2 separate regions of the Homo sapiens genome follow, and region 1 is linked to region 2. A link is a loop called in an ENCODE intact Hi-C map of the cell type or tissue named here. Cell type or tissue: GM12878. All regions are shown on one strand. Links, peaks and the distances in the headings refer to the core of each region. The heading gives the core; the rest is flanking DNA. Region 1 has its middle 110 kb from the start of LINC03140. Region 2 overlaps LINC02615 (long intergenic non-protein coding RNA 2615).

Evidence for each region. Hi-C counts contacts between places; a loop is a spot of excess contacts. Peaks named below come from ENCODE experiments on the same cell type or tissue, not always from the same donor. Only the 100,000 strongest peaks of a DNase experiment are listed, where the experiment ranks them.
Region 1: it touches region 2 in a loop (18-fold over the local background); 7 of 110 quality-filtered maps call a loop at or near these places.

What each region holds. Positions count from the first base shown.
Region 1 is chr4:128,673,107-128,678,489 of GRCh38, forward strand. No RefSeq gene overlaps it. Among named protein-coding and RNA genes, the nearest start is that of LINC03140, 110 kb to the left of the region's middle. RefSeq lists enhancers at 1,936-2,195, 2,286-2,375. In GM12878, for the core only: a CTCF peak has its summit at 2,285; a DNase peak (open chromatin) is centred at 2,185; H3K27ac peaks cover 1,269 bases.
Region 2 is chr4:128,451,376-128,456,758 of GRCh38, forward strand. The region is part of intron 1 of LINC02615 (long intergenic non-protein coding RNA 2615); the gene reads left to right. Among named protein-coding and RNA genes, the nearest start is that of LINC02615, 26 kb to the left of the region's middle. In GM12878, for the core only: a CTCF peak has its summit at 3,071 (motif pointing right); a DNase peak (open chromatin) is centred at 3,106.

The DNA of each region.
Region 1 (5,383 bases), core at 80-5,079, 220 kb after region 2:
CCTTTATGTCTAGCTAAGGTATTGTAAATACACCAATCGGCACTCTGTATCTAGCTCAACGTTTGTAAACACACCAATCAGCACCCTGTGTCTAGCTCAGGGTTTGTGAATGTACCAATCGACAGTCTGTATCTAGCTAATTTAGTGGGGACCTGGAGAACTTTTGTGTCTAGCTCAGGGATTATAAACACATCAATCAGCACCCTGTCAAAATGGACCAATCAGCTCTCTGTAAAACAGACCAATCGGCTCTCTGTAAAATGGACCAATCAGCAGAATGTGGGTGGGGCCAGATAAGAGAATAAAAGCAGGCTGCGTGAGCCAGCAGTGGCAACCAGCTCGGGTTCCCTCCCACAGTGTGGAAGCTTTGTTCTTTCGCCCTTTATAACAAATTTTGTTGCTGCTCACTGTTTGGGTCCACACTGCCTTTATGAGCTGTAACACTCACTGCGAAGGTCTGCAGCTTCACTCCTGAAGCCATCTAGACCACGAACCCACCAAGAGGAACGAGCAACTCTAGACGCGCTCCCTTAAGAGCTGTAACGCTCACTGCGAAGGTCTGCAGCTTCAGTCTTGAAGCTAGCGAGACCACAAACCCACCAGGAGGAAGAAACTCCGAACACATCCGAACATCAGAAGGAACAAACGCCGGACACGCGGCCTTTAAGAACTGTTAACACTCACCGTGAGGGTCCGCGGCTTCATTCGTGAAGTCAGTGAGACCTAAAACCCACCAATTCCGGACACAATACCAGCTACTCAGGAGGCTGAGGCAGGATTATTGCTTGCACCGGGGAGGCAGAGGTTGCAGTGAGCCAAGATCGTGTGGTTGCACTCCAGACTGAGTGACAGAGCGAGACTCCGTCTCAAAAAAAAAAAAAAAAAATATATATATATATATATATATGTGTAGTATGTATATATATATAAAATAAAACTATTCCTTTTTTCTGTTTTCTTTTTTTTTTCGAGACAGAGTCTCGCTCTGTCACCCAGGCTGGAGTGCAGTGGCGCGATCTTGTCTCACTGCAACCTCCGCCTCCTGGGTTCATGCCAGTCTCCTGCCTCAGCCTCCCGAGTAGCTGGGACTACAGGTGCCCGCTATCGTGCCCAGCTAATTTTTTGTTTATTTTTAGTAGAGACGGGGTTTCACCATGTTAGCCAGGATGGTCTCGATCTCCTGACCTTGTGATATGCCTGCCTGGGCCTCCCAAAGTGCTGGGGTTACAGGCGTGAGCCACCGCGCCTGGCCTATCTCTGTTTTATTTTCATATCAATAATGGACATAGAAGTTTCCCAATCCCAAAATGGAACATGGTGTGATAGAATGCAGGCTAGTAAGAATGAATGAAACACCACTCTAAGAAGAAGCAACCTACTACTAGGTTTCCATATGGCTTAAATTATATTAGTTAAACTCTTTTTGTCTTAAATGGGTTGGATAAGAATTTGTGAATGCTCCTGATTCTTTTTTTTTTCCTCCTTTTTGGTTTGTTTGTATTACTATAAATATTTCTTTTCTTTTCTTTTCTTTTTTTTTGAGACGGAGTTTTGCTCTTGTTGCCCACGCTGGAGTGCAGTAGCGCAATCTCGGCTCACTGCAAGCTCCGCCTCCTAGGTTCAAGTGATTCTCCAGCCTCAGCCTCCCGAGTAGCTGGGATTACAGGTGTCTGTCACCACGCCTGGCTAATTTTTTGTATTTTTAGTAGAGACCGGGTTTCACCATGTTGGCGAGGCTGGTCACCAACTCCTGACCTCAGGTGATCCACCCGCCTCAGCCTCCCAAAGTGCTGGGATTACAAGCGTGAGCCACCGTGCCCGGCCACCATAAATATTCTTGTAAAGCAATTGTGACTTTTCTCATTGACCATGTTGTCTGGGGATTCATTCTAGAAAACTGCTGTTTAAATATTGTGTATTGGGTATGAATTATCCTGTATTGTTCATGACTCTGACTACATTGTCTTTCTTATTGGCAATGACTGTAAGCACCATTGTTAGTGAATTTGGCTAACAGCATTTGAAGCAGATGAGATTTTAGCTCACGCCTTGATAGCTGCATTGGCTCAGTCTAAGCTAAAGCCTTATTTTCATTAAAGGGAGCAGACATGCTGAGGAAGAAGGTGCTATTTTTACATAGGGACTTTTTCTACTGAAACCACATGAGAACACTATGCTGTTAAAATGATCTCAAGCATGCTGAGTTAGCTGAAGAAACAATATGCATGTTGCCAAAATCAAAGCAGTACTATTCTGAGCCTCCTCTCTAAGGTCCTCTAGCTCTCCTTGGTGGTCATGATGAAGGGAGTAGGAGAGGAGCTGGTGAGAATGTGTAAATTACAGGTAAGTGAAGGTCACTTCCAGTTACCTAGAAGAGATTATTCAAATTCTTGGTTATTTGGTTATTGACATCAACCACTGAGATATAAGAAGTTTTATTAATTATATATTTGCATGTCACTGACATTTGTTAAGTAATTGCTTTTATTCTATATATATATATTTAAAGTAAAACCAGCATAAAACAGTATTAAGACTAACTTTAAAAATGTCAGAAACAGGCCACGTGCAGTTGCTCACACCTGTAATCCCAGTACTCTGGGAGGCCAAGTTAGGGGGATCACGCCCACCCAGGAATTTCAAGCCAGCATGGGCAACAGAACAAGACTTTGTCTATTTTAAAAATAAAATATATTTTATAAAAACAAACAAAAAACCAAAAAAAGTTAGAAACAGAAAATTTTGGCAGAAGCCCTCCAACTCCAGTTAAAACAAACAAACAAACAAACAAACAAAAACTATTAGTCTTTCTCTTTTTCTTTCTCTTTTAGAGACAGAGTCTCACTCTGTCACCCAGGCTGGAGTACAGTGGTGTGATCGTAGCTCACTGCAGCCTCGAACTCCTGGACTCAAATGATCCTCCTGCCTCAGCCTAGGACTACAGGCACACGCCAGCACATCCGGCTACGTTTTTTGATTATTCGTTTGTTTGTTTGTTTGTAGGAACAGGGCCCTGCTATGTTGCCCAGGCTGGTCTTGAACTCCTAGCCTCAAGCAGTCCTCCCTCCTTGGCCTCCCAAGGTGTTGGGATTACAGGCATAAACCACCATGCCCATCCTAAATGCTATTATTATCAGAATTTGTCATGATTGCAGACTGCCATGATTAAATATTATTATTATTTAATAATAAATTTAATATAATAAATAAATATTAAATATATGACAGGTACTATCTTAAGCATTTTACAAAATTATTTCATTAGTTCTCACAATAATATTGCAAAACAGTTCTTATCTTCATTTACAGAAAACAGTGCTTCCTTTGTGCTCCTGATAATAACTGTCATGCTATAAATTATACTCAGGTAGAAAGTAACCGAGATGGGATTCAAGCATAAGTACAAATATATGAGTATCTATCTCCAAAGCCCGTGTTCTTTCACCAGGTCATGCAGCATCTCTGAGGATGACACATACAGTTAATAAGGAAACTGCACATATAGATTCCTCTAACATAGAGCTTTTCATTCTTCACTCTCCTCCTCCCAATCCATCTTCAAAACAGTATAAATGAAAACAAGTTAAAACACACCAAAAACAGAAAAATAAAAGTCTTCTCTCTTGGTGATCTTCAATTGCTACGGGTAAATCACCATAAAATTTAGTTTCTCTTGTCCTCAAAAACTGGAAGATTCTCTCCTCACACAGCAGAATTTGAATCAACTCCTTGTTTATTTTACTCACAGACAGGTTTACTTAACAGAAAAAAGTAGTTGGAGAAGCTCTTGAACAGATAGAGATGTTAATATATAGGAGCTCACATCACCTCTCCTCTTCTATCTATAAGATGGAATTCCTTTTGTGGCCAAAGTTACTTCCCAGACTTGAGTGCAGATTCATGGATTTGGGCAAGGAGAGCACCATAGCTGCTTGATTGGGAAAGCCAGAGGTTACAGCCACACAGAAGTGAATGGCTCTGGAATATGACAAAAGACAGGAGGATGTTACCAAAGTTAGTATGCCCTGGATTTGAGGAAAAATTGGGGGAGTTTGGAGAAAGAGGAAATGAAAGATTTAGGGAGCAGCTGGAACATATATAGGAAATGGAGAGTTATGGAAAGAAAATTTTAAAACATTTACTGAGTGTTATTAATATTACCCCAACTCCTGAGTCATTTTCCTTAAAAATCTACAAAAAGGGTCAGGTGCTGTGGCTCACACCTGTAATCCCAACACTTTGGAAGGCTGAGGCAGGCGGATCACCTGAGGTCGGGAGTTCGAGACCAGCCTGACCAACATGGAGAAACCCCATCTCTACTAAAAATACAAAATTAGCTGCCCATGGTGACACATGCCTGTAATCCCAGCTACTCTGGAGGCTGAGGCAGGAGAATCACTTGAACCCGGGAGGTGGAGGTTGTGGTGAGCTAAGATCATGCCATTGCACTCCAGCCTGGGCAACAAGAGCAAAACTCCGTCTCAAAAAAAAAAAAAAAAAATTCTACAGAAAGGTGTTAACTAATGTTCAGCAACTTTTGGAGACTGGACTAGTGTTTTTTTGCTAAGATGGAGCCACAAGGTGGATGGACTTTACATGGGTTGTACTCTCAAGAATGATAGATTTTGAAAATGTTTGCAAAGACATCAGTGTTGGGGCTCAGAAAATGATACCCCAAAGTATGGTGCTTTGATATGCTGAGTACTTTGAACCAAAGAATCAGCTTCACGCCAGGCGCGGTGGCTCACGCCTGTAATCCCAGCACTTTGGGAGGCCCAGGCGGGCGGATCACAAGGTCAGGAGATCAAGACCATCCTGGCTAACATGGTGAAACCCCGTCTCTACTAAAAATACAAAAAAAAATTAGCCAGGCGTGGTGGCAGGTGCCTGTAGTTCAGCTACTCAGGAGGCTGAGGCAGGAGAATGGCGTGAACCCAGGAGGTGGAGGTTTCAGTGAGCCGAGACCGCACTACTGCACTCCAGCCTGGGCGACAGAGCAAGACTCCGTCTCAAAAAAAAAAAAAGAAAAAATCAGCTTCAGAACCAAGGTCTCTTTGATCTTCCCTCATCTCCCTGTCTCTCCATCTCTGTATCTCCTGAAATGCAGGGAGGGAAGTTCTTCCAGAAGGAACATAATTGTGTGGATCCCTCTCCCTGAAATCCACATTAACCAGAGATTAACCAGCAGGAAAAGAAACTAAAAGTCTCCAAACCGAGATGGACTTTTTACCTATTCTTCTGAAGGTTGCTATCCTAGAGACTTTATCTGCATCACAAAACAACCGTTTTTCACAGTGTGGTTCTTCCCCTTACCCTTCCATTGCTTGAGTCACCCCTTACCCTTCCATTGCTTGAGTCACCACCTCCCTTCCAAAAGCCCCAG
Region 2 (5,383 bases), core at 196-5,195:
GTCTCCTTCAGTCCCAAGAGAGAGCACCAGCACGAATGAAGTCACAGTCTTTTGTAACCTAATCACAGAAGTGACATCTCATCACCTTTGCCATATTCTATTTGTAGAAGCACGTCACCAGTTCACATTTACGGGCAGGGGCTTACCCAGGGCATGAAAACCAGAAGGCAGGAATCATTGGGAGCCACTTTAGAAGCTGCCTGCCACCATCCGATGTATATTGTCACACTTGTCCTTATAATGATCCTCCAATGCAGCGTTAGTCCTCTCATTTCACAGATGGGGCAAGTTCTCAGACTTTAGTACTTGCACCTACTGACACATTTATCTTTAGTGACTCATCGTGTTCATTCATGTATGCATTTATTCCACGACTATGATGTGAAAGTACAAAATATTAGGTATGCTACTGTGCTAGGTGCCAGTAAGTTTTATTCTTGGTAAACTATAGGTGTATACAGCATCCTAGTAGTTCTTCAATGAGTATTTACTGAGAGGAAGAACTGTTCATTATATATGTATATATATATATGTATATAGTAGTGCCTAATTTATTGTGTTATACCAATAGTAGATGGTAGTAGTAATTAGTATTTATATTATTAAATATAAAAATTATATTTTATGTATTATAAGAATATAATAATTCTCATGAGTTGTTAATCTATTTTTATAATTTTAAAATATATAACTGGGAGTACTCTTCTGGTTTTTGAGGGTCTAGGATTCAATAACTTCTGTTTCAGAGATGAATAAATATAGATGAATAGTGGTTATGATATAGACGATGCCCCAGAAACTGAAATGGAGAATTTCATTCCAGTCCTATTTGTAGCCCAAACTCTATGTACAAACTACATGGGAAAAGCTGACATGTAACTTGAGTCAGCTCCACGTTAAACACACATTGAGTACCTGCCATAGGCATTAGCAAGGCTCATCATTGTATTGCTGGTGAGATCATGTACAAAAATAATTTTGCAAATTGAAAAATACACATAAATATAAAAGAATTTTTTAAATTGTTTGTGCTGCTTCCTTAACTCAGGGAAGCCTACAAGGTGCCAAGTTCTGTGGTAAGTGCTTCTTAAAATGTTACTTAATCCTTCTCACAACTGCTCTGAAAAGCAAGGTCAGAGCTCCTGGTTGCTGGTGGTTCAAAAAGGGTTCATTTCTGTCTGCTGAGAGGGCTCTGCGATCTGTGAGTTCGTGGTGGCCAAACATAGGGAGACTTCCAAGTGAAACCCTCGTTGATGACATAGTGAAACTGTGAGTTTATTGAAGTGGGAATACACCCCCTCCTAACTTACCCCACACAGAAACAGATCTGTGCAAACATGCTTGTCCTTTTTAGGATGATACAATAACTTTTGAGATAATGGAAGATACTCTGGAATCTTGGAAGTCAGTGAGAGGAACTACTGGCATAGTAGTTCTTGACTAACAGAAAGGCAGGAGTTCTCACAGACTAGGGTTAGCTGAGAGACAGTGATTTGGCCATCTCCAACCTATGCAATTACTCAGGGGCCAAAGGAAAGACAAGCCCAGTTTAATAAAACCCAACAGCAGGGATGTAGAGAATCAATAAATGTTGGTTGATGTCCACAGGGCAGCTTGGAAGCAACTGGAAGACCTTTTACAGCTGGTTATTTTTGAACAACAATCTAAGATGTATAAAAGCAGAAATAAAAATAACTGAAGAAAGGAGCCCTGACTTGCTGCCTTGAAATCATGAGTGTGCTGTGGTTGATTTGTAGCTTTTTGCAGTATGGTCAAGATGACCCCTGATTCAATACCTCCTTTTCCTACCACCTGCCTCCCCTGGGTGGGGGAGGGGAAAACCGTGCTAAAATATTCTATAGAACCAGTACTCTAAGAAGCAGCCTCTATAGCAACCAAGCAGGTAGGAGGTAGCTGCTGTAGTTTCTATCTTTTACCTTTTTCCTCCAAATATCCAGATTTCTAAGGGGTGAGAAAACACAAACACCAAAAACATCATTGGAATTTTGGATTAAAGACAAGACAGCTATCTGTCTTGTCTCATTTTTGATACACCAGCTGATAATTGGGCTATATCTGAGTCTAAAAATAACACATAGTACATTAAAATAATATTCCTTGGCTACAATTCCAAAGTGGTATTCTGGGATTTCTGTGCATTAATCCTGTAACAATAACAGGATTTGGGCTTTTAACTCCCCTGGTGTAGCTTTGAAAATCTAGCCTAAAGCAGCTAATGTTGCCGTTTAAATCATCCTCTCACTATCCTTAGGGAAATGTGGAGATTAAAAAAATGACAGCCCAACTGCTCAAATGACCTATACCTGGGAGAATAAGAGAAACAACCTATTTCCTCTCAGGAACTGGGCCGATCAATATAAATATTTCAAAAGGACCATCATGCAATAAAGGCCTTGGAATTTGTATCCTACATCAGAGCACCCTAGATATTTCCAACATAGACCTATCAGGTTTTCCACAAGGGAGGGAGACATTGTAACAGTTGAATAACTGGAACTGAACTGGGTTGCACGTGTGTGAGCCTCTGTGTGTGTGTGTGTGTGTGTTTGTGTGTTTAGGAAAGGAAGGGAAAGGAGGCCATTATTATTGTGTATGTTTCTGGTAAACATTCTTTTTTTCCCCTACTGAAACTTGGGCGTATCCCAGAAATTAGGTGCTGTTAATCGTGTCAGCTAAAAAAAAAAAAAAAAAAAAAAAAAAAGCATGTTCTAAAATATGCACACAGTTCTAAATTGAAGCTCTAAATAGCTTTAAATTGAAGTGGCAGGAGTTTTTCAATGATACCATTAATTGCATTTCATTAATTGGGAAAAAGAGCTTTTGTGTAGCTGTGGTTATGATGGGCTGGATTTAATCAGTGTAGGTACCACTAACAGGCTGGCACTGCTTTCGGCCTGCAATGCCTTTGAAATTCTAAAATGGAAAAGGAGGCCAACACACTGAGCAATTATTTCAGAACAGATTGCCCGTTAACATTTCATAATATCACCGAAATACATCCTTTCTGGGACAGAGACTTGCTTTGGCTATGAACATCCAAGAGGTGGCAGCACCCCATGCTCCGTTGGCTTTCTGCATCCCTCCAGATGAGAGCTCACCGCAGAGGTCTCATCATTGCGTCACCTGAAAGCCAGTTAGGAGGGCGGAGGTGGGGGGGAGGTGATGGAGGGAAGAGGTAGCGTTTTGTATTTCAGTTCTTCTGGAAGAGTTCAGGAAACAGCTGCATGGATTGTTTTAAATGGACTTGAAAAGGTTTTTCTTTTCTTTTCCTCCCTGAAATCTACTGCCCTGTGCAGTATCTCTCTATGAAGACCACATGAGTGCACTTACGTGTTCTCTGATTCACTCCCTGAGGGAGGAAGGAAGAGTTTCAATTGCCTGGGATCCCCTGAGACCTCATTTTCAATTCTCTGCACTTGTCTTTTATAAACACAGGAAGGTGGGATGAAGACGGCATTATTGACAATTATTTTTTGAGCATGTATGTGGGCAGGGCACTGACCACATCATCAAGAATGTGACACAGTCGGCTGCTAGGATAATTCTCTTCTTCCCTAACTGTTCCTCCAGGTCCCCCATACACATAGAAATCTCATGCTAAAAATATTTTACACAACAAATAGCTGTTGAGATCGCATCAAACCCTGAACAATAAGGAGCAATATAACCTTACGTGCTAGGTGTCATGTGCCTGATATGAGAAGCATCTGGTGACATGGGTGAAGGAGTGTCAGGGCTGGTCTAGCCTGGCCACTGTCCAACTATCTGTGGAAACTGGCCCTCGTCATGCTAGGAAGTGTGAGGGCAAGAGCTGGAATACACTGAGGCAGCCTTGCTGTTGGGGGTTATTGGCAGCTGTTGGGGGTTAGAGACAGGACTCTCATGGGTAAGTAGTGTGCAAAATGCCACAGGAGGCTGGAGCTGGGCTCAGCAACAGTCTAGGGTCCAGCACAGCTCAGCTGTGGGCCTATCCCCATCCTATCCAGCACAGGGACTTGGCCTCTGTGTACACCACTACGGCTGCTTGGCCTCACCTTCAACTCTGTGTACCTTTTCCTTAACTCATTTCTTCAGCTTAGTCTTGACCTTGACACCCTCATACCCTCTGTCCCATAGCTTTCCTACATGGCACCTGCTCTCTGGGTACATCTTTTTAGCTTCTGGTCCCACTAACAATTCAGAGACTATTTTCCCTGTATTTCCTGGTTAATTTTGAGGGAAGTGTGGAGGGGGAAGGGAAGGAGGAAGGGAAGAGAGACTCATTGGCTGAGTTAATTGCATTCTTCCTGTCTGGACAGAGCTTTGGAGGCCAGGCCATCTCCCAGGGGATGAGTTAGGCTCTGCTTGGCCACCTTTGAGTCACTTTTAGACCTGTGCAGGGCTGTCCCCCAGCCTGGGCTATGGGCATGGTTGTTCCCTTCAGGAGGACCGTGGATGTGGTAGACACCAAATTTGACATATTGTCCCTTTCCCCATACAAAGGAAGGCTCAACGATGCTGGATATCCTGCTGTCAGGGTACTACCCTGGTGAGTTGCTCAGACTCTAGGAAGAGAGAAAGGAACCTCTTTTCTTCTTTACAAGAAAGCAGTCATGAAGCTTGGAGAATACACATAAGAGTGATAATTTACACTCAATCTTCAATGATTCCAGAAACTTGGGGAAAGAGGTACAGATCCTTCATTTGAACCATGATGCCATGTATTTTGCATAGCGCAGCTTGGTTTGGACTAGGCTGAGGGAGGGGAGTGGCTGAGTTAGATACCAGTCTCCTTGTTATAGTCAAGTCTTCCTTAATAAGGTCTCAAGCTTGCATTTTAATCCAAAGACAGATTCTCGAGTGCTACCTCTTGGTGCTACTTCTAGGCGCCATGACATATTCAGCAATGAGCTCCTCACCTGTTGCCCAGTGCATTGGCAGCATCCCTGGTTGATGCAGCCAAGCCATCTGGAGCAGGGCAAGGGGGGCACACGGGGTATGAAAGCCAGATAGCTGCCAGATGCTGCAGTTTCTTGGCTGTGGCCTTGGCCTTCCTCTAGTCCTTTCACTATTATGCTGAGGGCATGTGGCAAAACAAGGCAGGCCCCACGGGCAGCTTATTTGCTTTTGGCTACTTCCAGTTGAGCCACCAAGAACTTGAGGAGCTTTTTCTTCTTCAGCTATTTTTCTTGAGAGCCTGAACATCCCCTCCATCTCTTCCACTTGTAGCGCTTGTAGTCAGCCTCAGCCATAAGCCACTGACAAGAGTGTATTAACTGCAGATGTGAGGATGAAGCAAGGGCAAACTATGGTTAGTTTTCAGAGGTGACTGAGCCCCTTCAACATATAGATAGGGATTTCCATATATGGTGAATTTTGTCAC